2 separate regions of the Homo sapiens genome follow, and region 1 is linked to region 2. The links are chromatin loops, found by intact Hi-C in ENCODE. Cell type or tissue: heart right ventricle. All regions are shown on one strand. Each heading gives the region's core, and the rest is flanking DNA. Links, peaks and the distances in the headings are about the cores only. Region 1 overlaps LOC107987016 (a long non-coding RNA gene). Region 2 overlaps GGTA1 (glycoprotein alpha-galactosyltransferase 1 (inactive)).

The links. Hi-C counts contacts between places; a loop is a spot of excess contacts. Peaks named below come from ENCODE experiments on the same cell type or tissue, not always from the same donor. Only the 100,000 strongest peaks of a DNase experiment are listed, where the experiment ranks them.
Region 1: it touches region 2 in a loop (15-fold over the local background); 26 of 110 quality-filtered maps call a loop at or near these places.

Annotation. Positions count from the first base shown.
Region 1 is chr9:121,526,189-121,542,190 of GRCh38, reverse strand. It overlaps LOC107987016 (a long non-coding RNA gene), which reads left to right. Exons shown (of 2, transcript XR_001746560.2): 2 at 12,272-13,543. Among named protein-coding and RNA genes, the nearest start is that of GGTA1, 34 kb to the right of the region's middle. In heart right ventricle, for the core only: no CTCF peak of the experiment used is centred there; DNase peaks (open chromatin) are centred at 4,641 and 12,410; H3K27ac peaks cover 2,454 bases.
Region 2 is chr9:121,454,898-121,470,899 of GRCh38, reverse strand. GGTA1 (glycoprotein alpha-galactosyltransferase 1 (inactive)) reads left to right here. Exons shown (of 6, transcript NM_001382585.1): 2 at 2,969-3,057; 3 at 7,572-7,607; 4 at 9,583-9,648; 5 at 10,681-10,796; 6 at 15,059-15,860. The coding sequence starts at 2,978. The coding sequence ends at 15,063. LOC102723324 (a long non-coding RNA gene) reads right to left here. Exons shown (of 7, transcript NR_187160.1): 6 at 8,130-8,243; 7 at 7,529-7,909. Among named protein-coding and RNA genes, the nearest start is that of GGTA1, 37 kb to the left of the region's middle. In heart right ventricle, for the core only: a CTCF peak has its summit at 7,666 (motif pointing left); DNase peaks (open chromatin) are centred at 5,752 and 7,669; H3K27ac peaks cover 1,796 bases.

The DNA of each region.
Region 1 (16,002 bases), core at 4,442-12,441, 70 kb before region 2:
TGTTCTTAATGCCTTATCTCATGAAGCTCTGGCAGCCACCACCCACGAGGGTGGCCCTGTCCTGGCCCACTTCACAGGGGAGGACAATGAGATTCAGATGGATGAAGTGAAGTGTCCCAAGTCCCTCAGCTAAGAAACACAGAGCCAAGATTCAAACCCAGATGGACTGATTCCATGAGCTTGTGTCACCTGGCCCTGGGGTGGCTTGGGTCTCCATATTGGCAGACTAGGGACTAGGAGGGGAAATAGAAGGGCCACCAAAGAAAGGAGAGGAAAGGCACAGGAGAGAAGCAGAATGCCATAGCCCTGCAGGGCCCACCTCAGCCCCCCACCAGCTCCCTGGCTCTGGGAGCCCAGCGGTATTGGGCTTCCTGGATAGAAAGGATGGATCTGTCTCTGCCTATCAGCCTCTCTTCTGGATGTCCATTTTCCCTAAGGAACTCCTAAAACCTTAGTCTAGGGGATTGAGTTGCCTAGAAGTGGGTGGAGACACAGACCTAGGCAATCAGTGTAATTCTTTCCCCCTGGCTGTGGTGATTGGTTCAGAGAAGGGCCGGGTACCTCATCTGGCTCAGTGAGACTTGTGTCTGGCTGGGACCATGGTTAGAACTGATAAGAAGAGAAAAACTGCTCACTGGCAGCTGAGAGGGTGGGATTGAGCCAGAGGTTGAATGAGCAGGGAGGAGGCAGATGAGGGAAGCAAGATGGAGTGCTGGATCCAGCAGTACCTGAAGCCAGATAAGCCAATACCTCCTCCTCTTCCTTCTTTTGCTCGAGGTTAGCTTGGGATTTTTGCCATTTGCATCCCAAGGCACCCTGATTTGGAGATTTGGGGGTGTTGAGAGAATCTCTGCTCCCTGGCTGCCCTACCTGTGCTCGTGCCATCCACTTCCCCTTCTGTGAGCTGGTCAGAGCAGTCCTGTTCATTTCAACCACCTCAGCCAAACCAAAACAGAGGGACCTCACCACAGCCTGGAAGGAACCAAGAGCCTGAGACAGTGACTCGGTGGTTATGGGGCTGAGACCCTCACCGGAGCCTGGTACAGTGTCCTGATAGCAGGACCACCCAGGCAGGGTGACAGAGGCCTCCATTCCAGGGAGGAGCCCTGGAGCTAGTGATGCTGGAAGGCAGATGAATGAGACTGTACCTTTCCAGACAGCTCGGGGCTTAAGAGAAAGACTCAGTTCCCAGGCTTCCACAGGGACCACAAACTCAAAGTACTCACAGAGTCCCATAAATCAAAAAATCAAGTCCTCTGAAGGGGAACCAACCCTCTTGATAGTTTTTTGTGTATGGGGGGGTTTTGTTTGTTTTTTAGACAGGATCTCACTCTGTCACCCAGGCTGGAGTGCAGTGGTATGATCATGGCTTACTGCAGCCTTAACCTCCCGGGCTGAAGCAATCCTCCCACCTCAGCCTCCCAATTAGCTGGGAATACAGGTGTGTGTCACCACGCCTGCTAATTATAATTGTTGTTTTTGTAGAGATAGGGTCTGTATCTTGATAGTCTAAACACCTCCAGGGGAAAGGCTAGGCCAGCAGAGAGTGGGCCATGCAGCCCACATGGTCTTGGCCTCCTTGGAAGCGGTGTACTGTCTTTGGATTGGCGTGATGGGAAGGCTGTCACCGAGGGCATTCTTCACCCTCCGCTCTGTCATCTTCCCCTGGAACCCTCCATTGGGCCCAGGGGCACCTTATTCCTATCTCAGTACCAGCGTCCTGCTTCTCCTAAGCAATTGGTTTGTCATCCTTCCTAGACTTTGGACATTGTGTAAGTGGCCACATTTCCCTTTTCACACCACTTGCTAGGAAGCTTAAAGTCAATGTGTGGCAAAAGTATAGTGATGAGGGAATACAGCCCCTCATAGCAAAAGAACATCATGCCACATGGCCCAAAAGTTACAAGCTCAACCAATAGAAATATCCTTCATGTTTCACTCCTTCAGAATCATATTCCCTTTGTCTTCCAAAAGAATACTTTCTTTTCAAATGTGTATCTGAATCTTTTTTCACACAAATACTTTATTTTGTTTACTGAAACTCTCTCTGTTTGTTTTGTTTTGTGTTTTGAGACAAGCTCTCACTCCGTTGCCCAGGCTGGAATGCAGTGGCCTGGTCACAGGTCACTGCAGCCTTGACTTCCCAGGTTCAAGTGATCCTCCCGCCTCAGCCTCCCAAGTCGCTGGGACTACAGGCACACACCATTGCACCCAGCTAACTTTTTAAATTTTTGTAGAGACAAGGTCTCACTATGTTGCCCAGGCTGGTCTCAAATTCCTGGGCTCAGGTGATCCTCCTGCCTCAGCCTCCCAAAGTGCTGGGATTATCGGCATGAGCCACTGCGCCTGGCCTCTCCTTGTTTTCAAGATGCATATCTGAATTATTTTTCAAATCTGTGTTACAAGGGTCTCCCTCCCCTGTACATCTCAACATGAGCTCCAGAAGGAGGTGGTGAGTGTATGTATGTGTGTGCGTGTGTGTGTGTGAAATCATTTATAAAGAGAACGTGTAAAACTGATAGGCTGAGAACGAACATGAGTTGTCACCCAGCCATGGCTGGTGGATGTTCCCCGCATTCCTTTGTGCCCAAGTAGACCATAAAAGCCATCTTCAAAATTACCTGAGTTGGCCAGGATTACAGGTGGCTCACACCTATAATCCCAGCTCTTTGGGAGGCTGGGGTGGGAGGACAGCTTGAGGCCAGGAATTTGAGACCAGCCTGGGCAACACAGTGAGACCCTTCTCTTTATAAAATAAAATTAAGAAGTTAGAAAAAAAAAATCCTGGCCGGGCATGGTGGCTCATGCCTGTAATCCCAGCACTTTGGGAGGTCGAGGTGGGTGGATCACCTGAGGTCAGGAGTTCGAGACCAGCCTGGCCAACACGGTGAAACCCCGTCTCTACTAAAAATACAAAAATTAGCTGGGCGTGGTGGTGTGCACCTGTAATCCCAGCTACTCGGGAGGCTGAGGCAGGAGAATCGCTTGAACCTGGGAGGTGGAGGTTGCAGTGAGCAGAGATCAGGCCACTGCACTCCAGCCGGGGTGACAGAGTGAGACTCCATCTCAAAAAAAAAAAAAAAAAATCCTGAGTCTGTGGTCTGTTTCCCCCACAGTAGATCCTTATGTTCTGCACTTTAGCTTTGTTCCTGGATCCTCTGTGCTCCCACCCTTGTGCTACTTTCTTGTTTTCCCCCTACTCTTTTTTTCTGCTCTGGTTGTGTATCACGCATCCTTGGAAGCTGCCTGAGGTCCTCTCTGCAGCAAGGCAGGGAGCAAACCAACCAATCAACCAACCAATCAGACAATGTACAACTGGATTGCTGGGCCCTCTGGCCTGGGTCAGAGAGGCTGAAGCCACGACCGGGTCCTCGTCTTTTTTTCCTTTATTCTTTTTTTTGAGACAGAGTCTTGCTCTGTCACCCAAGCTGGAGTGCAATGGCACAATCTTGGCTCACTGCAAACTCCGCTTCCCGGGTTCAAGTGATTCTCCTTCCTCAGCCTGCCGAATAGCTGGGATTATAGGCATGTGCCATCATGCCTGGCTAATTTTTGCATTTTTTGTAGAGACAGGGTTTCACCATGTTGGCCAGGCTGGTCTCAAACTCCCGACCTCAGGTGATCCGCTCCCCTCGGCCTGCCAAAGTTCTGGGATTACAGATGTGAGCCACTGTGCCTGGCCAGGTCCTCATCTTTCTAGTACCAGCCAGAAGGTGGCATTAGAGCAGCTCCCAAATGTCATGCAAGTGTCAGAGCCAGGGCAACCTCAGGTATGGATGGGATAGTGGTTGCAGATGGGCCTTGAGGACTATAGAGGGAGGCGAGCAGGGCAGAAGAGAGCTGAGGAACAGCAGCAGTCTGCAGGCTGACACCATCCTCAGGCCTCCGGGGCAAATTAATGTCAGACAGGCCTTCTAGGTCAATGTCAGGAGCGAGAGAGAGAAAAGATGGAATGTGCTCAGTGCCGGACATGGAGGTGCTCAGGAAATGTTGGAACTCTCCTTCCCCATGTTTTCCTGGAGGATTGGATGGCTTTGCCCTTTAAAAGGCCAGTATCAGGCCAGGTGTGGTGGCTCACAACTGTAATCCCAGCACTTTGGGAGGCCGAGGCGGGCGGATCACCCGAGGTCAGGAGTTTGAGACTACCCTGACTAACATGGAGAAACCCTGTCTCTACTAAAAATACAAAATTAGCTGGACATGGTGGCGCATGCCTGTAATCCCAGCTACTCAGGAGGCTGAGGCAGGAGAATTGCTTGAACCCGGGAGGCGGAGGTTGCAGTGAGCCGAGATGGCACCATTGCACTCCAGCCTGGGCAACAAGAGCGAAACTCCATCTCAAAAAAAATGAGATAAAATAAAATAAAAGCCAGTGCCTGGAGCCCAACCCAGGTCCGGTCCATGCTGTTACCACCATATTTCTCCCTTGGCATCGTGAGCCCACCCTCTGCAGGACCGACCCCTGAGAGACAAGGCCAGTCCTTTTCTCTTGCAGCTGCTTGTTCTGTGGTGAGATTCAGTGGGTGGGAAGAGATGGTAGGAATAGCTGCAGCTTGTCCCACTTTTCATTGCCCTTCTTGTTTTTCTTCTCCCAGAAGAGGAAGTCAGTGGGAGGGGCTCTTTGCCGGGAGCCCAATTTGTCCCCAGCAGTGAGCCTCCGTAGAAAGAACAGCAGACAGAACCTGAAAACCTTATTTTGTATCTGCTGGTGTGGTTGAAAGCTTGGACTTGGCCAAATGTGGTGGCTAATGCCTGTAAGCCCAGCACTTTGGGAAGCCAAGGAGGAAGGATCGCTTGAGCCAAGAACAGACTGTGCAACATGGGGAGATCTCGACTTGACAAAACAAACATTTTTTTTTTTTGGCCGAGTGCAGTGGCTCATGCCTGGAATCCCAGCACTTTGGGATGCCAAGGTGGGAGGATCACCTGAGGTGGGGAGTTCAAGACCAGCCTGGGCAGCATGATGAAACCTCGTCTCTACTAAAAATTCAAAAATTAGTTGGGCGTGGTGGCAGGCGCCTGTAATCCCAGCTACTCGGGAAGCTGAGGCAGGAGAATCGCTTGAACCCAGGAGACAGAGGTTGCAGTGAGCCGAGATTGTGCCATTGCACTCCAGCCTGGACAACAGAGTGAGACTCCACCAAAAAAAAAAAAATTCTTCTATCTTTTGGCCAGGCGAGGTAGCTTACGCCTATAATCCCAGCACTTTGGGAGGCTGAGGTGGGCGGATCACAAGGTCATGAGTTCGAGACCAGCCTGGCCAACATAGTAAAACCCTGTCTCTACTGAAAATACAAAAATTAGCTGGGCATGGTGGCGCGTGCCTGTAGTTCCAGCTACTTGGGAGGCTGTGGCAGGAGAATTGCTTGAACCTGGGAGGTGGACTGAGATCTTGCCACTGCACTGCAGCCTGGGCAACAGAGCAAGACTCCATCTCAAAAAAAAAAAAATTTTTTTTTAATTAGCCAGGCGTGGTGGTCCATGCTTGTAGTGCCAGCTACTTGGGGGACTGAGGTGGGAGGATCGCTTGGGCCCGGGAGGTCCTGGCTGCAGTGAACCATGATCACACCACTGCACTCCAGCCTGGCAACAGAGTGAGACTCTCTCAAAGAAAATTTTTTAAAAAGAGAAAAGGAAACATGGTAGTTAACCACTAAGGAGGTAAGGGAGGACTTGAAGGAATTTAAAAATAACAAAGTAAAGGCTGGGTGCAGTGACTCACACCTGTAATCCCAGCACTTTGGGATGCTGAGGTGGGAGGATCACTTGAGGTCAGGAGTTCGAGACCAGCCTGGCCAACATGGTGAAATGCTGTCTCTGCTAAAAAAAAAAAAAAAAAAATTAGCCGGGCGTGGTGGCAGATGCCTGTGATCCAAGCTACTTGGGAGGCTGAGGCATGAGAATAACTTGTACCTGGGAGGCAGAGGTTGCAGTGAGCTGAGATCACGCCATTCCACTCCAGCCTAGGAGACAGAGCAAAACTGTCTCAAAAACAAACAAAAAAAAGTAGATAACAGCTGCTATTTCTAGGGATGAGGGTGAGGGTAAATATTCAAGGAAATACATCTTTCCTGTGGTACTTTACTTCTATTTGAAACAGGGGCTCTCTCCGTTGTCAAGGCTGGAGTGCAGTGGCACAATCACAGCTCACTGCAGCCTCAACTTCCAAGGCTCAAGCGATCCTCCCACCTCAGCCTCCCAAGTAGCTGGGATCACAGGCTCACGCCACTATGCCTGGCTCATTGTTTTAATTTTTAGTAGAGATGAGGTCTTGCTGTGTTACCCTGGCTGGTCTTGAACTCCTGGACTCAAGCAATCCTCCTGCCTCAGCCTCCCAAAGTGCTAGGATTCTGTAATCCTAGGTGTGAGCCACTGCACCTGGCTGTCCTATGGTGCTTTTAAAATTTTCTCGTTGCCTTTGGTTTCTGACTATCTTATTCTGATGTACTCTAATGTAGCTCGTTTGTCTATATTTTGTTTTGGGTTTGCTGAGCTTATTGAATTTATAGTATGATGTCTTTTGTTAGATTCAGAAAAGTTTTGGTCTTTATCTCTTAACATATTGCTTCTTCCTAATTTTCTCTTTCTCAAACCATATTTATATTATGTTAGATCTTTCATGTGTGTTGTATTTATGTCTTATGCTCTTTTATGTTTTATTTTTACTTTTTTTTTCTATGCTTCAGTTTGGATAGTTTTAATCACACCCATCTTTCAGTATGCTAGTCCTGGCTTTACTTGTTTCCAATCTTCTGTGAAACCCATCTATGGAGTGCTTATTTTCTTTCTCTCCTCTTTTTTTTTTGTTTTGTTTTGAGACAGAGTCTCACTCTGTCGCCCAGGCTGGAGTGCAATGGCACAATCTTGGCTCACTGCAACCTCCCAGGTTCAAGTGGTTCTTCCGCCTTAGCCTCCCAAGTAGCTGGCATTACAGGCACCCGCCACCACGCCTGGCTAATTTTTGTATTTTTGTAGAGACAAGGTTTCACCATGTTGGCCAGGCTGGTCTTGAACTCCCGACCTCAGGTGATCCATCCACCGCGGCCTCCCAAAGTGCTGGGATTACAGGCATGAGCCACCACGCCTGGCCTTGGATGCTTATTTTCAGCATGTAATTTTTTAGTTTTAGAATATTCATTTGATTCTTTCTTTCTTTTTTTTTTTTTTTTTTTTTGAGACAGAGTCTCGTTCTGTCACCCAGGCTGGAGTGCGATGACACGATCTTGACTCACTACAATCTCTCCCTCCCTGGTTCAAGTGATTCTCCTGCCTCAGCCTCCTGAGTAGCTGGAATTACAGGCGACCGCCACCATGCCTGACTAATTTTTGTGGGTTCTTTTTGATACAGACAGGTTTTCGCCATGTTGGCCAGACTGGTCTCCAACTAACTCCTGACCTCAAGTGATCCGCCCACTTCAGCCTCTCAAAGTGCTGGGATTATAGGCATGAGCCACCACGCCCAGCCTCATTTGATTCTTTTTAGAAATTCTAGTTGTCTAAAACAAACAAACAAACAAAAACCAAACAAGGAAAAAAGAAATTCTAGTTGTCTCTTAAAAAACACTAACGTGAAAGGAACTTTAAAAAGGTGATTGGAAGCTCGATTCTCACAGTTGGGTTTCACTGAAAGGTGATTGAAGTGTGTGCAGAGCTCTCATCATACCATCAGCAGAAAGCATATTCTTTGGGACTTAGCAGCTTAAAAAGAAAAGTCCTCCAATCTCAGGCTGGGCACAGTGGCTCATGCCTGTAATCCCAGCACTTTGGGAGACCAAGGTGGGCAGATTACCTGAGGTTGGGAGTTCGAGACCACCCTGACCAACATGGAGAAACCCCGTCTCTTCTAAAAATACAAAATTAGCTGGGTGTGGTGGTGCATGCCTGTAATCCCAGCCACTCAGGAGGCTGAAGCAGGAGAATCGCTTGAACCCAGGAGGCGAAGATTGCGGTGAGCCGAGATCGCGCCATTGCACTCCAGCCTGGGCAACAAGAGTGAAACTCTGTCTCAAAAAGAAAAAAGAAAGAAAGAAAGAAAAGTCCTCCAATCTCTTGCTTGGGGTAGGGCATGGAGGAGACACCCCGGGCTGTTGGCATTCTGGGAGCAGGTGAAGGAAAAAAGTCTGGAATCCTGCCATTCAGAATGCGTATCCCTAATCCCCGTTTGCAGTCTTGTTCTCTGCTGTGCCTGGTCTGAACAAGTCTGGGGCCTTTTGAGTTCAATTCCTCCAGGAAGAAAATGCTGTTTTTAGGCCTGTGGGTTTAGTCATCTGGCTGCATGGGATAGGGAGAAGGCTTGGGAGACAACTCCTCCATGTTCAGACTTCCAGCTGCACCCTGTTCCCTCCAAGACTTGGACCTCTCGGGGATGTTTCAGGACAAATTGGCCTTGGTGTCTCCTCCATGGGCACTTTGGGTCATAACCACTGGTGACCTTGGTACTTCTCTGTTAGCATGCCATCTTCCAAAGGTTGGTTGGAATCTTTACTTGGCAGATGCCTCCTCTCCCAGCTTCTTTGTCATCATAGGTCAGCTTAGATTATTCCTTTACTGTCAGGTTAGTGGTGTCTGAGGAGGGAAAGCAGATGCATGCCTATGGCCAATCCACCATGTTTAAGCGGCTCATGACCAGAGTAGATTTGCCTCCACTCCCCGCTCACCCTTCTAATCTGGCCTCTGCCCTCACCACTCCGCTGAAACTTCCCTTATCAGGTCCCCAGTAGCTGGATCCAATAGACTATGTTTTTTCTCCGTATTATTTGATATCTTGGTAGCACTTGACACCGTCAAACTCACTCTCCTTCTTTCAGTGCTCTCCTGTTTTATCTGCCGGGGGAATATTTTGTCCCAAAGACCCCTCCTGCCTTTCTCCTACCTCTTTGGTCTCTGTCTCTGCTTCCAGTGTGCTGGCTTCTCTTCCTTCTGCTTCTTCGAAACCATGACTATTCTCAGGGGTCTGTTCTGGTTCCCTTCCTTTCTCACCCTGCACCCTCTCCCTGAGTGTGTTCATCCATTCCCATGGTTTCAATTTCACTCCAAAGGCTGATCTTTTCCAAATGTCAACCTCCAGCTCTGACCTCTCACCTGAATTCCAGACCTACATCTCCAGCTGTCCCCAGACATCTCTTCTTGGATGGCCTCAGGCTGTTCAGATCCACACGACGGAAGCTAGACCCTGCTTCTCCTTCCTCCCAAACCTGCCTCTCCTCCTGTACTTCTAGCTCAGAAGTGGTCACCACCAGCCAGGAGCAGTGGCTTACACCTGTAATCCCAGCACTTTGGGAGGCCAAGGTGGGCGGATCGCTTGAGGTCAGGAGTTCGAGACCAGCCCAGCCAACACGGTGAAACCCCGTCTCTACTAAAAATACAAAAAACTTCGGCGGGCATTGTGGTACATACTTGTAATCCCAGCTACTCGAAAGGCTGAGGCAGGAGAATTGTTTGAACTCAGGAGACAGAGATTGCAGTGAGCCAAGATTGTGCTACTGCACTCCAGCCTGGGTGACAGAGCAAGACTCCATCTCAAAAAAAAAAAGTAAAAGAAAAAAGAGGCCGGGTGTGGTGGCTCACACCTGTAATCCCAGCACTTTGGGAGGCTGAGATGGGCGGAGCACAAGGTCAGGAGATCGAGACCATCCTAGCTAACATGGTGAAACCCTGTCTCTACTAAAAAAAAAATACAAAAAATTAGCCAGGCCTGGTGGCAGGTGCCTGTAGTCCCAGCTACTTGGGAGGCTGAGGCAGGAGAATGGCATGAACCCAGGAGGCAGAGCTTGCAGTGAGCTGAGATCGCGCCACTGCACTCCAGCCTGGGCGACAGAGCGAGACTCCATCTCAAAAAAAAAAAAAAAAAAAAAGGAAAAAAAGAAAAAAAAGAAAATAGTTATCACCATTTGTCTAGTGGCCCAGAAACTTGGATGTCAAACTTGACTGCCCATTTTCTATTTCCACACCCAATTAATTGCCAAGACTCACTGCCTTTACCTTTTTTTTTTTTTTTTTTTTTGAGACAGAGTCTTGCTCTGTCGCCCAGGCTGGCGTGCAGTGGTGCAATCTCGGCTCACTGCAACCTCTGCCTCCCAGGTTCAAGCAATTCTCCTGCCTCAGCCTCCCAAGTAGCTGGGATTACAGGTGCCCAGCACCACGCCCAGCTAATTTTTGTATTTTTCGTAGAGAATGGGTTTTCAACTTGTTGACCAAGCTGGTCTCAAACTCCCGACCTCAGGTGATCCACCCACTCAGCCTCCCAAAGTGCTAGGATTACAGGTGTGAGCCACCGCGCCCGGCCTGCCTTTACCTCTTTAATAAATCCCGACCAGTCCACCCACTCTTCCTCCACACAGCCTGTCTCTCAGCCCAGCCTCAGTCTCCCAGCTGGTCTCCCCCGCTTGGGTCCTGCCCCTCAGTCCTGCTGCTGACCATCTGCTCAGACGCAAATCTCATCCTGTCACCTCCCTTCTGAAAGCCACTGGGGCCAAATGCAGTGGCTCACACCTGTAATCCCAGCACTTTGGGAGGCTGAGGTGGGTGAAGCACCTGAGGTCAGGAGTTTGAGACCAGCCTGGCCAACATGATGAAACCCTATCTCTACTAAAAGTACAAAAATTAGCCAGGGATGGTGGCAGGTGCTTGTAATCCTAGCTACTCGGGGGGCTGAGGCAGCAGAATCTCTTGAACCCCGAGGTAGAGGTTGCAGGGAGCAGAGATCATGCCACTGCACTCCAGCCTGGGCAACAGAGTGAGACTCAGTCTCAAAAAAACAAACAAATAAATAAATAATAATAAAAAGTAAAATAAAAAGCCTCTGATGACTTCCACTACCTAGGAATTTGGTCCAAATTGGCCCTAGGCTGGAGTTGTCAGATTCAGCAAATAAAGATAGAGGATGTCCACTTAAATTTGAATTTCAGATAAATACGAAATCCTTTTTTTTTTTTTTTTTTTTTTTTTAGTATGAGTACGTCCCATGCAGTATTTGGCATCGGGGCCTCCCACTCCCTGCACTCTTTCCATATCTCCAAACTTATTACTTGCCACATTGTTTTCCACATGTAAAATTTGGGACAGACTGGACTACATGAAACTCCCTAGGCTGGGCACGTTAGCTCACGCCTGTAATCCCAGCACTTGGGGGCTGAGGCAGAAGGATTGCTTGAGCCCAGGAGTTCGAGACCAGACTGGGCAACATGGTGAGACCCTGTATCTACAAAAAATAAAAAAATTAGGCTGGGCACGATGGCTCACATCTGTAATCCCAGAACTTTGGGAGGCTTAGGCAGGTGGATCACTTGAGGTCAGGAGTTTGAGACCAGCCTGGCTAACATGGTGAAACCCTGTCTCTACTAAAAATACAAAAATTGGCTGAGTGTGGTGGTGCGAGCCGATAATCCCAGCTACTCGGGTGGCTGAGGCAGCAGAATCGCTTGAACTCAAGAGGTGGAGGTTGCAGTGAGCCAAGACTGTGCCACTGCACTCTAGCCTGGGTGACAAAGTGACACTCCATTTTTTTTTTTTTTTAAGATGGAGTCTCGCCCTGTCGCCCAGGCTGGAGTGCAATGGCATGATCTCAGCTCACTGCAACCTCTACCTCCTGGGTTCAAGTGATTCTCCTGCCCCAGCCTCCCAAGTAGCTGGGATTACAGATGTGCAACACCACGCCCAGCTAATTTTTTTGTATCTTTAGTAGAGACGGGGTTTCCCCATGTTGGCCAGGCTGGTCTCAAACTCCTGACCTCGTGATCTGCCCTCCTCAGCCTCCCAAAGTGCTGGGATTACAGGCATGAGCCACCATGCCCGGCCGAGACTCCATCTTAAAAAAAAAAAAAAAAAATCCGGGCATGGTAGCACAAGCCTATAGTCACAGCTACTCAGGAGGCTGAGGTAGGAGGATCATCTGAGCCCAGGAGGTTGAGGCTGCAGTAAGCCAAGATTGTGCCATTGCACTCCAGCCTAGGAGACAGAACAAGACCCTGTCTCAAAAATTAAAAAAATAAAAAGAAGCTCCCCAAATGGGTTAGACATTTCCTCATTGATATGCCCTTTATTCCTGCTGTTTCCTCCACCAGAAAGGCCATTCTCCCTTCTCCCCCAGTCCATCTTTGTTCATCTCTTGGGTGTCAGGACACACTAGGAGTCCCTCCTCTAAGATTCCTCTCTGCTCCCTCAAAATGGATCAGCTGCTCTCCTGGGTGAAGGGAGGCCCCTGTGTGCCTGGATGGCAACTCCACCCTCTGGACCGTCATGTCAGCTTACTCATTGTCTCTCTCCCCTGCAGTCAATGAGTCGCCAGCAACTCTGTGCCGTTCCTGGTTCACATCTGGCTCAGCCCACAAGGCCCCATCCAGCTGGAAGCTCCCGAGGGCCCTGGGCCTTGGCAAAGGCCCCAGCTTTCTTCTCACTCTCCTGGCCTGGGTCCCGGTCTGACGATTCACACTTCCTCCTTGCCTGAGTTCCCACGAAAAGTGGCCTCCACCGCCAGCCCCCTGCCCAGGACCAGGTTACAAAATGCAGAGACAATGGAGGCTCCAAGCCAAATTTCCAATGGGCCTGCCATTAAATCACCAACAGCATCTGTGTGTACATCTGGGACAGATGCCGGCAGCTGAGGCCACAGGACGCATGGCTTTGTCACATTGGGTCAGCATTGGTGACCTTGGTGGGAGTGTTGGGGGTGGAGCTCAGACCTAAAGTTAGGACACTTGAGTCTGAATTGCTGCCCTTTCTAGCTGCCTCAGTTTTCTTGTCTGTAAAATGGGGATAATAATGCTTATCACACAGGGTGTGCGATCAAGGAGAGTGATTCACACACACAAGGATATCTAGCAGCAAACAGGACTCTGGCTCTGATCATCACTTACCTTTCTTGAGGCTGGTGGCAGCAGGACCTGTGATCAGAACACTGTTTGTAGGTTTCTTCTCCTAGAATCACCAACCAGGCCCAAGCAACTTTATTCAGAGAGGAGGACAGTCATCCAGCCCAGACAGCATCTGCCTGGTGAAAATGGCTCCAACTCAACCACCCAAGTGGATGCAGCAGAGTTGTCAAATGAAGCTAAGGGTGAGAATGACTGAACAGGGATAATATAAAGGCCAGAGGGCCATGCTCTGGCCAGGGAGTTGGAAAGTCTGAGGCTTCCTGGCTTCTCAATGTTGGCCCCTCCACCCTTCCTCTCTGCCTGAACCTTCTGCAGACACCCACTGAGCAGTCACTGCTGCCAGCCAAGACCCTCTCTCTGCCTCAAGGTTCCCCTGGAGACTTTCTTGTGGCACCTCTCAGCACCTCTTGCAATTTGTAGCATTTACTTACAGACAGGATTACAGGTTTACCCTCTATCTCCCCCTCCAGACTGCAAATGCCTCCAGGGCAGAAACCTCTTAGTTTACAGATAACAGCAACCAGAAGTGATCTACCAGCAGGTAGCTCATGCCTGTAATCCTAGCACTTTGGGAGGCCAAGGTGGGAGGATCACTTGAGGCCAGGAATTTGAGAACAGCCTGGGCAATATAGCAAGGTCCTATCTCTACAAAAAATAAAAACTTAGTTGGACATGGTGGGTGTGGTGGTATGTGGCTGGGGTTCTAGCTACTTGGGAAGCTGAGGAGGGAGGATTCCTTGCGCCCAGGAGTTTGAGGCTGCAGTGAGCTGTGATTACACCATTGCACTCCAATCTGAGTGACAGAGTGAGACCTTGGTTTTTTTTTTAAAAAAAAGGTATAAATTCTTGAAAAGAAAAATAATGTTTAAAAAAAATTTTCTTGAGGCAGGAAGATCTCTTGAGCCCAGAAATCCAAGGCTGTAGTAAGCTATGATCACGCCATTGCATTCCAGCCTGGGTGACAGAGACCTTGGTCTTTTTTAAACAAAATTATAAATTTTTGAAAAGGAAAATTTAAAAAAAAATTTTTTTTTTTGAGACGGAGTTTCACTCTTGTTGCTCAGGCTGGAGTACAGTGGCACAATCTCGGCTCACTACAACCTCCACCTCCCAGGTTCAAGCGATTCTCCTGCCTCAGCCTCCTGAGTAGCTGGGGTTACAGGTGCCCACCACCATGCCTGGCTAATTTTTTGTATTTTTGGTAGAGACCGGGTTTCACCATGTTGGCCAGGCTGGTCTCAAACTCCTGACCTCAGGTGACCTGCCCGTCTCAGCCTCCCAAAGTGTTAGGATTACAGGCCCCTTGGCATGAACAGACTGGGCGCCATGAATGGCAGCAGGAGGCAGACAGGCTCCTGGGTGGGAGAAGGCAGGTCCCTGGTGAGGCCCCACCTTCAAGCCAGGGAGGGCCTGAAGCCTGGGGGCTGGGCTGCCAGTCCCATGGAAAGGAGTGGGAACTTGTGGTGCTTTTTCTAGGCCCACTCATGGCCGCTCATGGACCAATTGGTGCACACTTCCTTCCCTCCGAGGAAGGGTACGAACCCTCAGCTCCTCCTTGGCCTCCCTCCCCTGCTCATCGGTGTTCAAAGTCTGGAAGGGGCTGAGGTGGCAGGCGGCTTGTGTGTCAGCACTGCACCAAGTGTACCCACACCCGGCCGGGCTGTGACAGCGCCTGGGCTCAGCCCCAACCTCACTCCAAGATCAAGGAGAGGCCAGGCAACGGGAGCAGGAACTTCCAAGCCTGCGGGGGAAGGGGGTGTCTTCCCAGGCCCCCGAGAGTACAGAAATGCCTGGGTCCACAGCCACGGATTGGGCAGCTGCCGCTGCGCCTGGAAGGGTGGGGCTCCTGTCTGCTCCCAGCCCCCAGCCCCCAGCCCCCACTGGCTCCATGGAGTATGCAGCGCCGGCCGCACCTCACCCACTGTAGCCAGTGTCACGACAGCGGTTTCTCTAGACAGGCCACCACTGCCATCACCAGCACTTTGGGAGGCTGAGATGGAGGATCATTTGAGCCTAGGAATTCAAGACCAGCCTGGAATGCATAGCAACATGGCAAGACCCATCTCTACAAAATATTAAAAAATTAGCCAGTGCACACCTGTGGTCCCAGCTGGTACATGCCGGGGCACACCTGTGGTCCCAGCTACTCAGGAGACTGAGGTGGGAAGATGGCTTGAGCCCAGGAGGTGGAGGCTGCAGTGAGCTGAGACTGCATCACTGTACTCCATCCTGGACAACAGAGTAAGATCCTGTCTTGAAAAAAAGTGTTTACTTTTATTATTTTTGTTTTTTTGAGACAGAGTCTCACTCTGTTGCCCAGGTGGAGTGCAGTGGTGCAATCAGTTACCGCAACCTCTGCCTCCCAGGTTCAAGCCATTCTCCTGCCTCCTGAGTAGCTGGGATTACAGGCCGCCACCACATGCCCAGCTAATTTTGGTGTTTTTAGTAGAGATGGGGTTTTACCCTGTTGGTCAGTCTGGTCTCAAACTCCTGGGTTCAAGTGATCTGCCCACCCCGGCCTCCCAAAGTGCTGGGATTACAGGTGTGAGCCACCGTGCCCAGCCAAAAACATTTTTTAATGAAAAAATATTTTAAAAAAGAATTCTTAGCAAACCAAAGACAACAGGAAAAACAACAAGGAGGGACTAGAGGAATTTATTTGAAGCCTGTGGCACCTACAGCTGCAGGAAACATTCCAGACAGCCCGACTCCTCAGTAGATTAACATGAAACCTCACACTAAAAGCCTCATTACCTGGGTTCCTACCACCAGATACTCGATGGCTGGCTTTCTACAACAAATCACAAGGTCTGCTAAAAGGCAAGAAAAAAACACGGCATGAAGAGGCAAAACAGGCATCAGAACCAGACTCAGATATAAAACAGAATAAGGAATTATCAGATAAAAATTTTGAAATAACTCTGATTATATTGGCAAAGACTCACTCCTTTGACCAAAATATTAGTCAAGCTCCTCTGAGTTCTCTGCTTGATTAGGACTTTCTTGGGCTTCCCTTTCTGTCCTTGCAGAATCCAATTGGAGCAGGAATCCTGCTAGGTCTGCTTATTGAAAATCCCTCCTCTTGGCATCTGACTAACCTGGCCAACCTTTATCAAGAGTCCTATCAAAG
Region 2 (16,002 bases), core at 3,108-11,107:
GGGAGACTGAAGTTTTATTATTACTCAAATCAGTCTCCCTGAAAATCTTATGACCTCCAGAATAATGGCTGGTAATATTTAGAATTCCAGCCCCTCTCATTCTAACTTGGTGGCTGGTGGCCTTCATTCATTTTACAAGAACAGTTTAGCTTTTGGGAAGGGCTATTATTTAAACTATAAACTAAATTCCTTCCCAAGGCTAATTAAGCCTACGCCCAGGAATGGATGACAGGTTAGAGGTTAGGAGCAAGATGGAATTGGTTAGGTCTGATGTCTTTCACTGTCATAATTTATTTAGTTATAATTTTGCAAAGACAGTTACAGCCTCATTCATTTCCTTCACATTAACTACCTTCCATATGTGAACAACTCTTCCAACTGCATGTCTAGCCCATATCTCTGTTGAACTTCAGACTTGAATGTCTGTTTGCCTCTTGTCATCTCCATTTAGGAGTGTGTAGACACCTCAAAATTAACATATTCAAGTGGGAACTCATGATTCTTACCCCTCAAACCAATTCCTCTTCCATCCAACACATCTCAGAAAATGCTACAATTGTCCACCTGACTGCTTAGACAGAAACCTTGTTTCTTTCTTCTCCCTTGTCCCTGACACCTACATGACCAGCCAAATCCTATCAATTCTCTTGCCAAGGTATATTTTGATTAATCTACCACTTTCCATCTCTCTACCTACTTTTTAACACAGGCCACTGTTATGTATTCTTTTATGTGATGGTCAGTCCAGTGTGATCACAAGAGGAGACACAGGAAAAGCTCAGGAAAAAACAATGTTTATTATGCTCACGGGTCCCAAAGACAGGAGGCATAGCACACCATATGGGACCACATGGGACCACATGGGAAAGACACAAGGGTGGTCAGGAGACAGAAGACAGGCAGCAAGGGGAAGACTGAGGCCAGAGCCCTTATTGAGGTTTCCATGGGAAAGACAGTGCAGGGTGAACAGTTTAGGATGGACTAGTTTGAGTAATTTCAGAGGGCTTTAGGCTGTAGGGATGGCCCCTAGTTGTCCCGTACCTGGCCCTGATGGGATGCTTAAGGCCAAGTCATATTGCCTCCTGGGGTGTGCAGGGCAGGTGAAGATCTACAGCTCAGGATTGGTTCATTTGTATATCAAAGGCATGCTTCTAGCTGAGCCCTGGCTATCTCTAAGAACTGGCTAGTCATAGAAGAGGACATTATCTCCTCAGCCAGAGAGGTTTTTGAAGATGTGAAAACATCATAACATATAGCCAAGAAAAAAACATGTATGCAATACAGCCACCCCTTCGTTTTGGCCATCAGAGTAGTCTGCCACCTCATTCTCCACGCTGCTGTCAGCTCTGATCTACCCTCCACACCCCAGCACACAGGCAGGCATCTCTGCATGAAGTTAAATCTGGTTATTCTCTGGCTTCCAAGGTGCTTGTGGCTCCCTTTCCTCCCTCCCATGCCTTTCATCGTCTATTTGCCCTGTCCGCCATCCTGTTGCCAACTAGCACCCCTCCTTGGATCCAGCCATGCTGAGGTGACAGTATTTTTCTTCTTTAATGCTGTCTGTTTAAATACAAGAAGTTTTTTCACCTGTCAGCCTGTTACATATGCTGCTCCCAAAATAGTCTCATTCCTTCTTATGGTGCTTTTCATCCTTTTCCATCCCTCTTTATCCCTTGGGACTCGACTTTACTTTTACCTACACAGTGAGCCTTCCCTGATCACCCACATTAAAGTACTTCCTGGCCTGTTATTCTTCACACAGCACCCCTGCTTTTTTAAGCAGTTTCACGCAGCGATCAGGGAATATCTATGCACCTGCTGTGTACCATTTTTTTTGCTTGCCTGTGAGTGTGATGAGGCTACGCTGGGGGTAGCTGGGAAGTGGATGGGGCCTAGCTTGTAAACCCAGGGTCATTTTCTCCTCTGAGCAAGGGAATGTGTTATCACTATACCAAGGGCATGGAGGTTGGGGATGGGGTGGCTCCTCACAGTCACGAGATAAAAGGTGGGGCGATCAGACTTGGGAGGCAACTGGAGTCCCTGGGAACCATGTACAGCTACTTCCATTGTCTCCTACATCCATGGCAGATAGGGATACCTCCCCTCTGAGCCCCAGTGTGGCCTTAGCACCCTTGCCAATGGAGGCAGCCTCCTCTATTAACCAAATTGGCATGATCTGCCACTGCAGGTCTATGCAATTTAAGGTAGAACAGACTCCTCAGCTCTAGTTAGATCATCCTAAATGTATCCTTTTAGAAAGAATTAGGTGGGCATGTAAATTAGTTCAACCATTGTGGAAGACAGTGTGGCGATTCCTCAGGGATCTAGAACCAGAAATACCAGTTGACTTAGCAATCCTATTACTGGGTATATACCTAAAGGATTATAAATCATTCTATTATAAAGATACATGCACACATGTGTTTATTGCAGCACTATTCACTATAGCAAAGACTTGAAATCAACCCAAATGCCCATCAATGATAGACTGGATAAAGAAAATGTGGCACATATACACCATAGAATACTATGCAGCCATAAAAAAGGATGAGTTCATGTCCTTTGCTGGGACATGGATGAAGCTGGAAACCATCATTCTCAGCAAACTAACACAGGAACAGAAAACCAAACACCGCATGTTCTCACTCGTAAGTGGGAGGTGAACTATGAGAACACCTGGACACAGGGAGGGGAACATCGCACACCGGGGCCTGTCAGGGGATGGGGGGCTAGGGGAGGGATATCATTAGGAGAAATACCTAATGTAGATGATGGGTTGCTGGGTGCACCACCATGGCACGTGTATACCTATGTAACAAACCTGCACGTTCTGCACATGTATCCCAGAACTTAAAGTATAGTAGTAATTTTAAAAAAGAACGGGGTAAAAGCATTTTTTAAAAACTGCCTCTTGAAGTTCATTGATTTAATCTGTTCTCTTTTTTTCTCCCCTCTTCTTTTTTCCTAGGAGAAAATAATGAATGTCAAAGGAAAAGTAATTCTGTCAATGCTGGTTGTCTCAACTGTGATCATTGTGTTTTGGGAATTTATCAACAGGTAATTATGAAACATGATGAAGTGATGTGGATGAAAATACTGCTTTGATTCTATCCTACTAGTATCATCCAAGTTGCCAGGCTGAATTGAAATTAGGATTAACTAAAACCATAAATAAGGGATTCCACCCTTCCTGAATTCCTAAGCCCTGGACTGTCTTTAAAATCATTAGCTCTCCCAAGTGACTTCTGGCTAACTACTTATCTTCCTTCCTGCCTTGTTCCTAATATCATAATTTTTGTAACAGTAGGCTAGATCCAGAGAAAATGAGATCAAATTAGGCCCAATGTAATTTTAAATAACTTGGATAATCAAATATGGAAATTACCTTAAGAAATTTCAGACAGGAATTCCATGAGAAATCCACCCTGAATTTTGAAATCCTGAAATATTTGCAGAGTTTAAAGGAGCAACTTAAGTTGTTGAATTTTGCTGCAAAATACATACTGAATTGCTAGTGATTCATTTGTGCCTGGCTAAAATCTTTGAGAGAGAGAGAGAGTGTGTGTGGGTGTGTGTGTGTGTTTAACTTTGAAAAGCAAAATGAATTAAGCATTTCTAAGTTTTCAAATTCATCTATGGATTCACCCCAAATATATGAGCTACCTCTGTGCCTTTTGAAACTACAATGCCTGGCCATTCCAGCTGGAGAGGCTTCTGACTGAAGTCTTCACAAGCAGCCACAGAAATGCCTGATGCCTTTGACTCAAAAGACTGGAAAAGCTCAGCCTTAAGGTTCAAAAAATCTACTGTACAATTGAGTTGTACAGAGCTATTTTGGTACCATTAATATTTTCATAGCGGAGTGTTTCAGTGGCCCCCAAGTTCAAGATGGTAGCCTGGATTAACATTCGAATATCTCTTTTGATTCTTTTTTTTTTTTTTTTTTGAGACAGAGTCTCTCTCTTGTCACCTAGGCTGGAACACAGTGGCATGATCTCGACTCACTGCAACATCTGCCTTCCAGGTTCAAGCAATTCTCCTGCCTCAGCCTCCTGAGTAGCTGTGATTACAGGCGTGTATTACCACGCCCAGCTAATTTTTGTATTTTTAGTGGAGACAGGGTTTCACCATGTTGGCCAGGCTGGTCTTGAACTCCTGACCTCAAATGATCCACCTGCCTCGGCCTCCCAAAGTGCTGGGATTACAGGCGTGAGCCACCATGCCCGGCCTCTTTTGATTCTTAAATTCTAAGATTTGATGATCTAGGAGGACTGTCTTGGTTACTAAAAATGGAACCGTGCCTTTAGGTGCATCAGTAGCAGAAGAACTCTCCGAATGCTGGAGCCATTAGTCCCTGTGGTGCTGCACAGATGTAACCATTTCTGGAATGTTGCTTTGTTTCATTCTGCACAACTCATTTTAAGAAAAACATGACAAACTAGAGTGTGACCAAGTTAAAAGGGTCTGGAAACTAGGTCTTTTGAATTGAGAAAACTGAGGGGATTTAGTTCAAAGAAGAGATGACTCAGAGTTTTGTGTGGGGACCCTGGAACTCTCTTAGGCAACTGAGGGCTGAGGACGTTTCCCACTCAGACTCTAGAGCTAGGCTGCTCCTTGGGCAAGTTGCTCAGCCACTCTGTTCTTGTTTAGTTTCCCTATCTTTAAAAATTGGGGATAATAGGCTGGGCATGGTGGCTCACACCTGTAATCCCAACACTTTGGGAGGCCAAGGAGGACAGATTGCTTGAACCCAGGAGTTCAAGACCAGCCCTGGCAAAATCGCAAGACCCTGTCTCTACAAAAGTAAAATTAAAAAGTTAGCCAGGCATGGTGGTGCGCACCTGTAGTCTCAGCTACTTACGACGCTGAGGTGGGAGGATCACTTGAGCCTGAGAGGTTGAGGCTGCAGTGAGCTGTGGTCCTGCCACTGCACTCCAGCCTGGGTGACAGAGTAAGGCACTGTCTCAAAAAAAAAGTTGGGGGAGGGATTATAATAGTACCTGCCTCATAGGGTTGTTGGGAGAATTAAATAAGTTATTGTGTATAAAGCACTGGGAAGCAATGCCTAGGGCTTAATAAACAATAAATGCTAGCTGTCATCCTCCTCCTCCTCTTCCTCATCATCATTTTAGTTCAGGCCACTATAACAAAGTACCACAAGGTGGTTTAAGCAACAGGAATTTAATTCTTTCAGTTCTAGAGGCTGGGGAGTCCAAGATCCCCAGTGAGGGCTCTTCCTGGCTGGCAGATGGCCACCTCCTCCCTGTATCCACACGTGATGGAGAGCAAGTAAGCTACTGCCTCTTCCTCTTCTTGTAAGGACACTAATTCCTTCATGGGGGTCCTACTCCCACGACCTCATCTAAACCTAATTACGTCCCAAAAGCCCCACCTCCAAATATCATCGCACTGAGGGCAGGGCCTCCACATACGAATTTTGAAGAGATACAACATTCACTTCGTAACAGTCATCATCATCATGATCTGCTCCAGAGGGCAGAACAAGAAAGATTTTGGTAAATAGAAGAGCTCTAGCAGTTGGAAGAGTCCAACAGAAGAACAAGTACCCTTTGGGGTTCCTGCCTGGAGTCGGAATGTCTGCTTGGATAACCTTCAAGCTCTGAGTTTGAACACTTGATCAGATAACTTTGGTGTTTGGAATTGTAGCCAGAGTTGTATGTGCATAACTGAGCCAAAGGCTGAAACGTGCATGTATATACCAGCCTCTCTGGGCACACTCTCTCTGCATGGTAGCCAGAGCAGGTTCTGGCTGCTCTTCAGGCTAATCGTCTGGCACCTGGACTCTGGCCACAACATCCTCTGATGTGCAGAATCCACTTGAACATCTGCAAAAAACTTCAAGGGGAGGAGTTGTTTTTTGTTTTTTTTTTTTTGTTTGTTTTGTTTTTTTGCCACTTTACGAATTGGCCACATGATAGGTTGAGGTGAGCCGAGGACACAAACCTTACACAGGTAGGCAGCACTAAGCTAAAATGGATTAAAAATAACTAACTCAAGCATGTCAACCAATTAGTAAATAGAAGAATTGTCAGTAAAGCGTATTGAAAGAATATCATCTAGGATAGCATTTGATTTCAGGCTGGATGAAAAAATAATCTTCGAATTTTAGAGAATTAGAGGAAGCCTTCAAAATTATGATGAAATATTCATGATAGTGGTGATCATGATGGGAACTACAAGTTATTGAGGGCATGTGCCAGGACCCTTGCTATGCATTACCTCCGATTCTTTTTGTTTTGTTTTGTTTTGTTTTTGTTTTTGTTTTTGTTTTGAGATGGAGTCTCAGTACTTTGGAAGGCTGATGCAGGCACATCACTTGAGGTCAGGAGTTCGAGATCAGCCTGACCAACGTGGTGAAACCCCGTCTCTACTAAAAATACAAAAATTAGCCAGGCATGGTGGTGTGTGCCTGTAGCCCCAGCTACTCAGGAGGCTTAGGCAGGAGAATTGCTTGAACCCAGGAGGCAGAGGTTGCTGTGAGCCAAGATCGTGCCACTGCACTTTAGCCTGGGCAACAGAGCAAGACTCCATCTCAAAAAAAAAAAAAAAAAAAACCTCAAGGAGGCAAAAATTATGTTTGGCTTGGAGGAGGATCCATTGTTCTGCATCCATTCACAAATATTTATTGAGTATCCACTATGTACCAGGCACTGTGCTAGGATCATATCAAGCAAGGCATTGAAAAGGTGGCATTTGAGTGGAGGCTTAAAGCATGAATACATGTTTAAAAGCCACTGCAATGTGGATATTGCTGTGACCATTGTGCTGTTGAAGGATTCTGGAGAGGAGGGTAAGGAGAAGGGTTGTTGAGGAGATATGAAAAGTTGGTGAACCTGAATCTATAAATCCATGGCCTGAGTGCCAGGTAGGGTTATGCGTGCTAGGCTGCAGCACTTGTAGGGGCTTAAGAGTCTCACTGCCTTCATTAGTTAAAGAAATGCTTTTGGGGGCTGTTCTATAGAAGGCTCTGAGTTGGCCATGGCATTAGGCTCTGCAGTTGATGCTTTTTTTTTCTGGAGGAAGATAAATCCTGGGGGAAGGATGTCTGGGCCACGGCATTTCCGTCCTTTCAGGGCCTTCGTCATCACCAGGCACCTGAGTAGGTGGCAGGAGAGGACCCATCTCTGCAATGGAGAGCTGTCTTCTTTTTAAAAGAGCAAACAAACAAACAAAAACAAAACAGAATTTGAGGCCAGGAGTGATGACTCACACCTGTAATCCCAGCACTTTGGGAGGCCAACGGGGGTGGATCTCTTGACTCAGGAGTTTGAGACCAGCCTGGGCAACGTGACAAAACCCCGTCTCTACAATACACACACACAAACACACAATTTGAGATTTTGCAGAAAACTGTTTCCCCTTGAGATCCTGAAGTGGAAATTTCCATCCTCCTGATGTCATTGGTTATGTCTCAAAGGAAGGTAGAAACCAGGAAGCAGCTAAAACCCAGGCTCTTAGCTCAGCCCCGGGCTCAGTGATAATGGTTACAAAATCGCCTTTCTCAGAATTAAAAGTAACATGATATGTTTTTATTTCTTTTTTGCTTTTAGCACAGAAGGCTCTTTCTTGTGGATATATCACTCAAAGTAAGTGCTTTGAATTCTAGATTTCTAGGGGATGTTTCCCACAGCCACTCTGGCACCCCCTACAGTCCATTCTTCACACGGCAGCCAGCCATGGTGTTCGGCCAAAGTCGGAGGGGTGGGTGGGTGGATTCCTGGGGATCTGGAATGTTATTTCTGCAGCTTCCGTAGACTTATCTGTATAGAACCATGGCTTGTATCTTGCCCTCAGTTCTCCTCAAAGTTCTCTTAAGCAGTGTCATTTGGGGAACATTCCTGTCTTGCTGATAAAAAGTATCCGGGGAGATATTGTCTATTATTCTGCCCTTTAAATGTTATATAAAGACCCATATAAGAAATTGCTCTAAGAATAAAAATCAGGAAAAAAATTTGAGCCTCTTGAGAAACTAGTGTGTATCATTAAAATTTTCTTTTTGTATTTTTTGAAAAGAAAATGAGAGCCATGTAAACCTTTATATTTCCAATGGTTGGGTTGGTTGTCAGAAAGCTCAGAACAAAGTATTGCACTTAACTGCTTGTACTTACCCCAGCCTTCATTTCTGATATACTTTATCCCCTGGTGTGAAATCCCGGCTTTTGTGCCCACATGTCATGTGCCCTTGGAAATTTGCTGAAATCCACCCAGCCAGTATCTCAGCTCTGAAATGAAAGTAAAGGTGAAACTTTTCTTTGGGATGACTGAGGTCATGTGAAAATATATACCTGGGTGACGAAATCAATGTATCTCTTTCTGTTCTCTCTTGTGTTTTTTATTCTTGTGTTGTTTTTCTGTTTATTGTACCTACGTATTGGAAGCCATCTCAAACACTTCCAAGAGTTAATAGGCTTTAAAACAGATTTCATAATATTATGCCTGTTCATGAGTTAGCTCACCACCGTATTTGTCCATCGGACTTTCCTCTTTCCCCATCCTCCAGAAGGCACCCACCTTTTCTTTTCTTTCTTTTCTTTTTATTTTTTTTTAATTTTCTGAGACGGAGTCTTGCTCTGTTGCCCAGGCTGGAGTGCAGTGGTGCCATCTTGGCTCACGGCAACCTCCTTCTCCTGGGTTCAAGCAATCCTCCCGCCTCAGCCTCTTGAGTAGCTGGGATTATAGGCACCTGCCACCACGCCCGGCTAATTTTTTGTGTTTTTGGTAGAGATGGGGTTTCACTGTGTTGGCCAGGCTGGTCTTGAACGCCTGACCTCAGGTGACCAGCTGGCCTTTGCCTCCCAAAGTATTGGGATTACAGGCGTGAGCCACCGTGCCCGACCCCCCACCTTGAAGAGACTTTCACAATGAATGAGTGTGGAAACTTTCTCAAATGGGTGGCTACAGTGGCTTCTAAGTAGTTTCCTGAACTTCTTGCTCAGTGACCCTCAGATTTCCTGAGGCTGTTACTGCTAACCTTTGGGCAACCCAAATTTTTCTCTAGACTTTTACAACAATCTGAATTCTGCTGGTTTTAGCTAAAGAAACATGGAAACATGCATCGGTTTTTCATGAAGCGTATAACTTGTTACAGTCATTTTCAACTCATAAAGCTCTTATATGTATGCTATTTCATTCAGTCTTCAAAATTACCTTCATGGTAGGTCTGTTATTAGTACTATTAACTATACTTTTTGGAGGAGAAAGTCAAAATTCAGAGAGGGAAAATGTCCTATCACAGTCACACAGCTAGTAAGTGGCAGATCTAGAACTCAGGTTTATGCATTAATACCACCCCCACTCCAGCCCCCTTTTCCCTTCTCTTCCTCTAGGGCCCCCAGGATGAGCTGAGGGCTGGGGGCTACCCAAGGGAGGAGAGATTGAGGGAGTCTCAGGTCTGTTCTCTCTCATTCAGCTAGAGTGTCTCATTTCTGTCTGTTTTATAAATTGGCATTTTAAGGTTTTTTATTTTTTTAAAGTAATCTCGGCTATAGAAAGAATTTGGAAACCCTAAGTTTGGGGACACCACATTTTCTAAAAATATTTGTAAACTTTTTCATTTCTTAGAAACCCAGAAGTTGATGACAGCAGTGCTCAGAAGGGCTGGTGGTTTCTGAGCTGGTTTAACAATGGGTAAGGCGATCAGACAGCAGTCGGTGTTTGCCCACCCGCCTGGTGCTTGCAGAGGGTCCACACACAATGGTTTCATGTTCATGACCTTCTCAGTCACTCATCTTTCTTGCTTATTGAAATTATATGAAGAATATTTTGTGAGTGGGACTAGGACATTTGAGGGTTGGTTTTGTTTTTGAGACAGGGTCTCACTGTCACTCAGGCTGGAGTGCAGTGGTGCAAACATAGCTCACTGCAGCTTCAAACTCTTGGGCTCAAGTGATCCTCCTGCCTCAGCCTCACGAGTAGCTAGACTACAGACATGCACTACCACATCCAGATAAATAAGTCTTTTGTTTTGTTTTGTTTCAGTTAACTTGGGGGCTGAGGCTTGGGCTGAAGTTTATTTATTTATTTTTATTTTTTTGAGATGCAGTTTTGCTCTTATTGCCCAGGCTGGAGTGCAGTGGCGTGGTCTCGGCTCACTACAACCTCCACCTCCTTGGTTCAAGTGATCCTCCTGCCTCAGCCTCCCAAGTAGCTGGGATTACAGGCGCCCGCCACCACACTCGGCTAATTTTTGTATTTTTAGTAGAGACAGGGTTTCACCACGTTGGCCAGGCTGGTCTCTAACTCCTGACAGGTGATCTGCCCACCTTGGCCTCCCAAATTGCTGAGATTATAGGCGTGATCCACCATGCCTGGCCTGGGCTAAAGTTTAGATTGCAGGAAAGACAATCATAAACTAAAATGTTCTTAGAAGAATTGTCTTATCAAGTTTCCCTCACCCCCCCTGAAATAACCTGAGGGTTGCTGGGTCATTAAATTGTTAACTGTGGTGACTTGGAAGGGTAATGAGTTGAGTACTGCATCTTTTCATCAAAAATATGTCTTTATGAATAAACGCTTAGTGCCTAGAGCCTTTTTCTGGTCAGTTCACTTAGTGCATGCATAATCTGCCTTGGAACACATTTCCACAAGATATTCACCAGTTCTCTGACCACCGCAATCACCTTCCCTGCCTTACCTGGTTTACTTTCCCTTTGTACTTAGGATCCACAATTATCAACAAGGGGAAGAAGACATAGACAAAGAAAAAGGAAGAGAGGAGACCAAAGGAAGGAAAATGACACAACAGAGCTTCGGCTATGGGACTGGTTTAATCCAAAGTAAGAAAAGCGGCGTCACTCCCTGTGCAGCAAATCCATGGCCCTGCAGGGGGTGGTGTGGCAGTGGAGGCAACAGTGCCATTGAGAACATTCCTGATTTAGGAGAAAGAGCCTTAGCATATTAGACCTTTAACAGTAGACATATGTATATGTGCATCTATTTGATTGTGATGTAAAGTATATTTCTCACTGTGAGTTATGGTCAAAAACACTGTGCTAGGCATTGTGTTAGGGAGAGGAGACAGGAGAAATCAATCAACATGGTTGTATTTGAGAAGTTCATGGTCTCACAGGGGTCGTTACTGTGAAACTATTATTTGCCTAGATTGGTAGGAGGCAGGATCAACTGGAAGGATGTGGTTCTGGGAGTGAGGAGATGGGAGCTGTCCAGGGTGACTTTGAGACCTGAGAGACTGGTGGGTGATGGTGCCATTGGCCAGAAAGGGGACTGGAGGAGGAGACACAGGCCTCAGAGCTGGGGGAGGTGGGGACCTCCATTAGGAATGCATGTGGATGCAGGTGCTTATGGGACATCTGGACAGAGTCACAGGGTGCTCCTGAGCTTAGCAGATGGTATGTGCTGGAGATGTGCAATGAGGTATCATCAGAGTAATCAGGAGAGAATGGAATCCTTTTTTTTCATTTGATTTTTAATTTTTATTCATTTTGAGACAGGATCTTGCTCTGTCACCCAGGCTGGAGCGCAGTGGTGCAATCGTGGCTCACTGCAGCCTTGACCTCCCAGGCTTAGCCTCCTGAGTAAGGAGGCTTGGTGTGCGCCACCACGGCCAGCTAATTTTTAATTCTTTTGTAGAGACAGGGTCTTACTATGTTGTCCAGGTTGCTCTTGAACTCCTGGGCTTAAGTGATCCTCCCACCTTGGCCTCCCAAAGTGCTGGGATTACAGGTGTGAGCCACCATGCCCAGCCTGAAAATAGCATCTATCCCATTGTGAAGGAGCTTGGGCTCTGGAAAGACTGAATATGTTCTGGCAACTTCTCTTATTGTTTGGGGATAAGGGATCCATGCCAGTGTGAAGGGATGGGAATTTTGGCTTCCCATATGTCATTTGATGATCTGCACAACAGGGTAGGCATCTCTGAAATGCTAAACCACTCATAGAAATGTGAGAAGATGGAAGCATTGTTGCTTTGATAAAGCCCCTTAGATGGGGCAATGAGACTCCGCCAGGGACAGGCTAGATGGGCCAGAGATGGTCCCCAAAGTCCCTTCTAAGGAGAATGGGGCAATTTTACTGTGGTACTTGTTCTTTGCTGAGCAGGACTTGGGAGGTGGGGCTGGGGCTGAATGACTGGGGGCAGAGAGGAGGGACAGACCATAGTCACCAGCTTTCACCCTCTTCACTCTTCCCCTTGCATGGCTTCATCTCCAAATGAGTAGGGAGCAGATATTTATTTTTAATTTATCTTATCTTATCCTTTATTTATTTATTTATTTATTTATTTATTTATTTATTTGAGACAGGGTCTCATTCTGCCACCAGGCTGGAGGGCAGTGGCACAATCATGGCTCACTGTAGCCTCCACCTCCCAGGCTCAAGTGATCCTCCCGCCTCAGCCTCCCAAGCAGCTGGGACTACAGGCATGCGCCACCACGCCTGGCTAATTTTTGTATTTTTTGTAGAAACGGGGTCTTGCCATGTTGCCCAGGCTGGTCTTGAACTCCTGGTTTCAAGTGATCCCCTGCCTCGGCCTCCCAAAGTGCTAGGATTACAGGCATGAGCCACTGCTTCTGGACACAAGCAGATTATTTAAAGAATGTTGGTTTGAAGTGGCACCAAATTTAAGTCTTCTCAGGGCATCTAAGTCTATTTCTTGCATAAATGAATGATTGGATGAAGGAATGGATGAGCAAATAAACATACTTTGTATAAATGTATCCTTTTTGGCTCACGCCTGTAATCCTAGCACTTTGGGAGGCCGAGACAGGTGGATTGCCTGAGCTCAGGAGTTCAAGAACAGCCTGGGCAACATGGTGAAACCCCGTCTCTACTGCAAAACAAAAAATCAGCTGGGAGTGGTTGTGGGTGCCTGTAATCTCAGCTACTCAGGAGGCTGAGGTATGAGAATTGCTTGAACCCAGGAGGCAGAGGTTGCAGTGAGCCAAGATCATGCCACTGCACTCCAGCCTGGGCAACAAAGCGAAACTCTGTCTCAAAAAAAAAAAAAAAAGTATCCTTTTCTGTAAACTACCTAAAACCACAGTATATTGTGCATATTTCCATATCAAGGTCGCTTTGCTTCCATGACACCACATCCTCATTTGTGACCGTCTCCCGAGAGGGGCAGCTCCCTCTTCCCAGCTGTCAGGGATTAGAGTTTATGGGAGCTAAGTCCAGCAACCTCTTCTCTGTTCTTTATATACTGTTTTTTTTTTTTTTTTAAGATGGATTCTCGCTTTGTTGCCCAGGCTGGAGTGCAGTGGCGCAATCTCGGCTCACTGCAAGCTCTGCCTCCCGGGTTCATGCCATTCTCCTGCCTCAGCCTCCCGAGTAGCTGGGACTACAGGCGCCCGCCACTGCACCCGGCTAATTTTTTTGTATTTTTATTAGAGACGGGGTTTCATCGTGTTAGCCAGGGTGGTCTCAATCTCCTGACCTGGTGATCCACCTGCCTCAGCCTCCCAAAGTGCTGGGATTACGGGCGTGAGCCACCACGCCCGGCTTATACACCATTTTCCAATGTGCTCTCATCCATTTTCATGGCATTAGGTACCATTAGTGAGATTAGATACCATCCTACATTTAAATCTTTAGCCCAGATTTTGCCTTTGAGCTGTGACTTGTGTCTACCTGTCTGCCTGACATCTCTGCATGTCTCACATGGCCAGAATGGATTTCTCAATTCCACCCCACCCTTGTTCTCCTCATTTCCCATCCCAGTAAATGGCTCAAGACACACAGTCTGGGAGACCTTTTCCTCTGTCTACCTCATGGTCTAATGCATTAGCATGTTCTGTCAATTCCTCCTCCGAAATCCTTTCTACTTCATCCCCTTCTCTCCACTCGACAGCCGCTATGCCATCCCTGTTCATGTTGCCATCAGCTTTTCTCTGTGTCCTTGTTTAGCCAACCTACTCCTGCTTAGAGGGAATTCAGTCAATAATGAGTTGTGTTGGACGCAGTGGCTCATGCCTGTAATTCCAGCACTTTGGGAGGCTGAGGCAGGAGGATTGCTTGTGTCCAGAAGTTCAAGACTAGCCTGGGCAACTTAGTGAAACCCTGTCTCTTCAAAAAAATAAAAAATTAGCTAGATGCAGTGGCGCATGTCTGTAGTCCCAGCTACTCAGGAGGCTAAGGTGGGAGGATCACCTATATTCCACATCTTTTTTTAACCTACTCCATGATTCATAGAATTTTAATGCTTCCGGCTGGGCATGGTAGCTCACGCCTGTAATCCCAGCACTTTGGGAGGCCAAGGTGGGTGGATCACCTGAGGTCGGGAGTTCGAGACCAGCCTGACCAACGTGCCAAACCCAGTCTTTACTAAAAATACAAAATTAGCCAGGTGTGGTGACCCATGCCTGTAATCCCAGCTACTCAGGAGGCTGAGGCAGGAGAATCACTTGAACCCAGGAGGCAGAGGTTGCAGTAAGCCAAGATCTCACCATTGCACTCCAGCTGGGCAACAAGAGCCAAACTCCGTCTGAAAAAAAAAAAGAATTTTAACTCTTCTTCTACCCACCCCTTGGGTACCAAAATGTGCCATAAATAAATATATAAAATTTAAAAGCTGCCAATAACCTAGGAAGGTGTGTGCTTTGGTTAGGGGGCCCTTTTATTTTGGGGGAAGCTTTTGTGGAACTTCTCACACTGGCATCACACCATTGCATGTCCTACGTGGAAGGAAAGCATCTGAGCAGCTCTTTCCTGGCACTTTTTCCTTTCTTTTTAGTGCCCCATCTTTGTGATCTTGGACTTCTCTGGCAGTTGACATTATCAAAGACTAGCTTTTCACATGTGTGAGCTGCCCTCCGTCACTTCTTTTTTGGGGGGTTTTGTGGGTTTTGATGACTAAGACTCCTTGATGCAGCGGTTCATCCAGGAAGCTGATCTTGATCTCATTCTCCCTCCGCCCCCATCTCCCCAGCTGCCTGCATTTTCAGGCTGTTGTGTGGCTTTGTAGTCAGGGTCACTGACCTGTTGGAATTGTCAGTGGAATCAAATAATTAACAGCTGGGAAATAGAATATTTTAATTTTTAATTCAACATAAATTTTTAATGTTGCTGTTTTTTCTTCCAGCTTGAAGGAATCCGAATAACTAAACTGGACTCTGGTTTTCTGACTCAGTCCTTCTAGAAGACCTGGACTGAGAGATCATGCGGTTAAGGAGTGTGTAACAGGCGGACCACCTGTTGGGACTGCGAGATTCTCAAGGGGAAGGACTGGGTCTCATTTCTCCCATCTCAGCGCTTAGCAGGATGACCTGGTATAGAGCAGGGAACTGGGAAATGTGGGTCAGGGGATCAGACACTCCAGTTGGGTCTTTTATATAAATTAAATGGCAAAAGGCTCCATACCCTTCTCCTTCTTTCCTACCCTCCACTTTATCTGCAAAATGGGAATGATGATAACACCCACTTCATAGAATGGTCATGAAGATCAAATGAGAGAATAAAAGTCAAGCACTTAGCCTCTGGTGCACAATAAGTATTAAATAAGTATACCTATTCCTCCTTTTCCTTTTTTAAAAATAATATTACCAAATGTCCAGCTTATACACATTTACAAGACTTAGCTAGTGGGCTATGTTAGAGCTACTAAAAGATCTTTGACAAGCTAAAACTAAGATGCAATGAATGAGGTGTAACGAACAAGAGAGTTTTAAGTTCAGAAATGGTTACAGAAGTATAAGACAGCTGTGTGGGTGTTTTTTGGTTTTTGGTTTCTGGTTTACAATCTCGTCATTCAACAAAGATGGGAGTTTTATAGAACTAAAAGCACCATGTAAGCTACTAAAAACAACAACAAAAAAGGCTCATCATTTCTCAGTCTGAATTGACAAAAATGCCAATGCAAATAAAAATGATTACTTTTTATTTTATATTGTTTGTTTATTTATTTATTTCGAGATGGAGTTTCACTCTTGTTGCCCTGGCTGGAGTGCAGTGGCGCGATCTTGGCTCACTGCAACCTCCGCCTCCTGGGTTCAAGCAATTCTCCTGCCTCAGCCTCCCAAGTAGCTG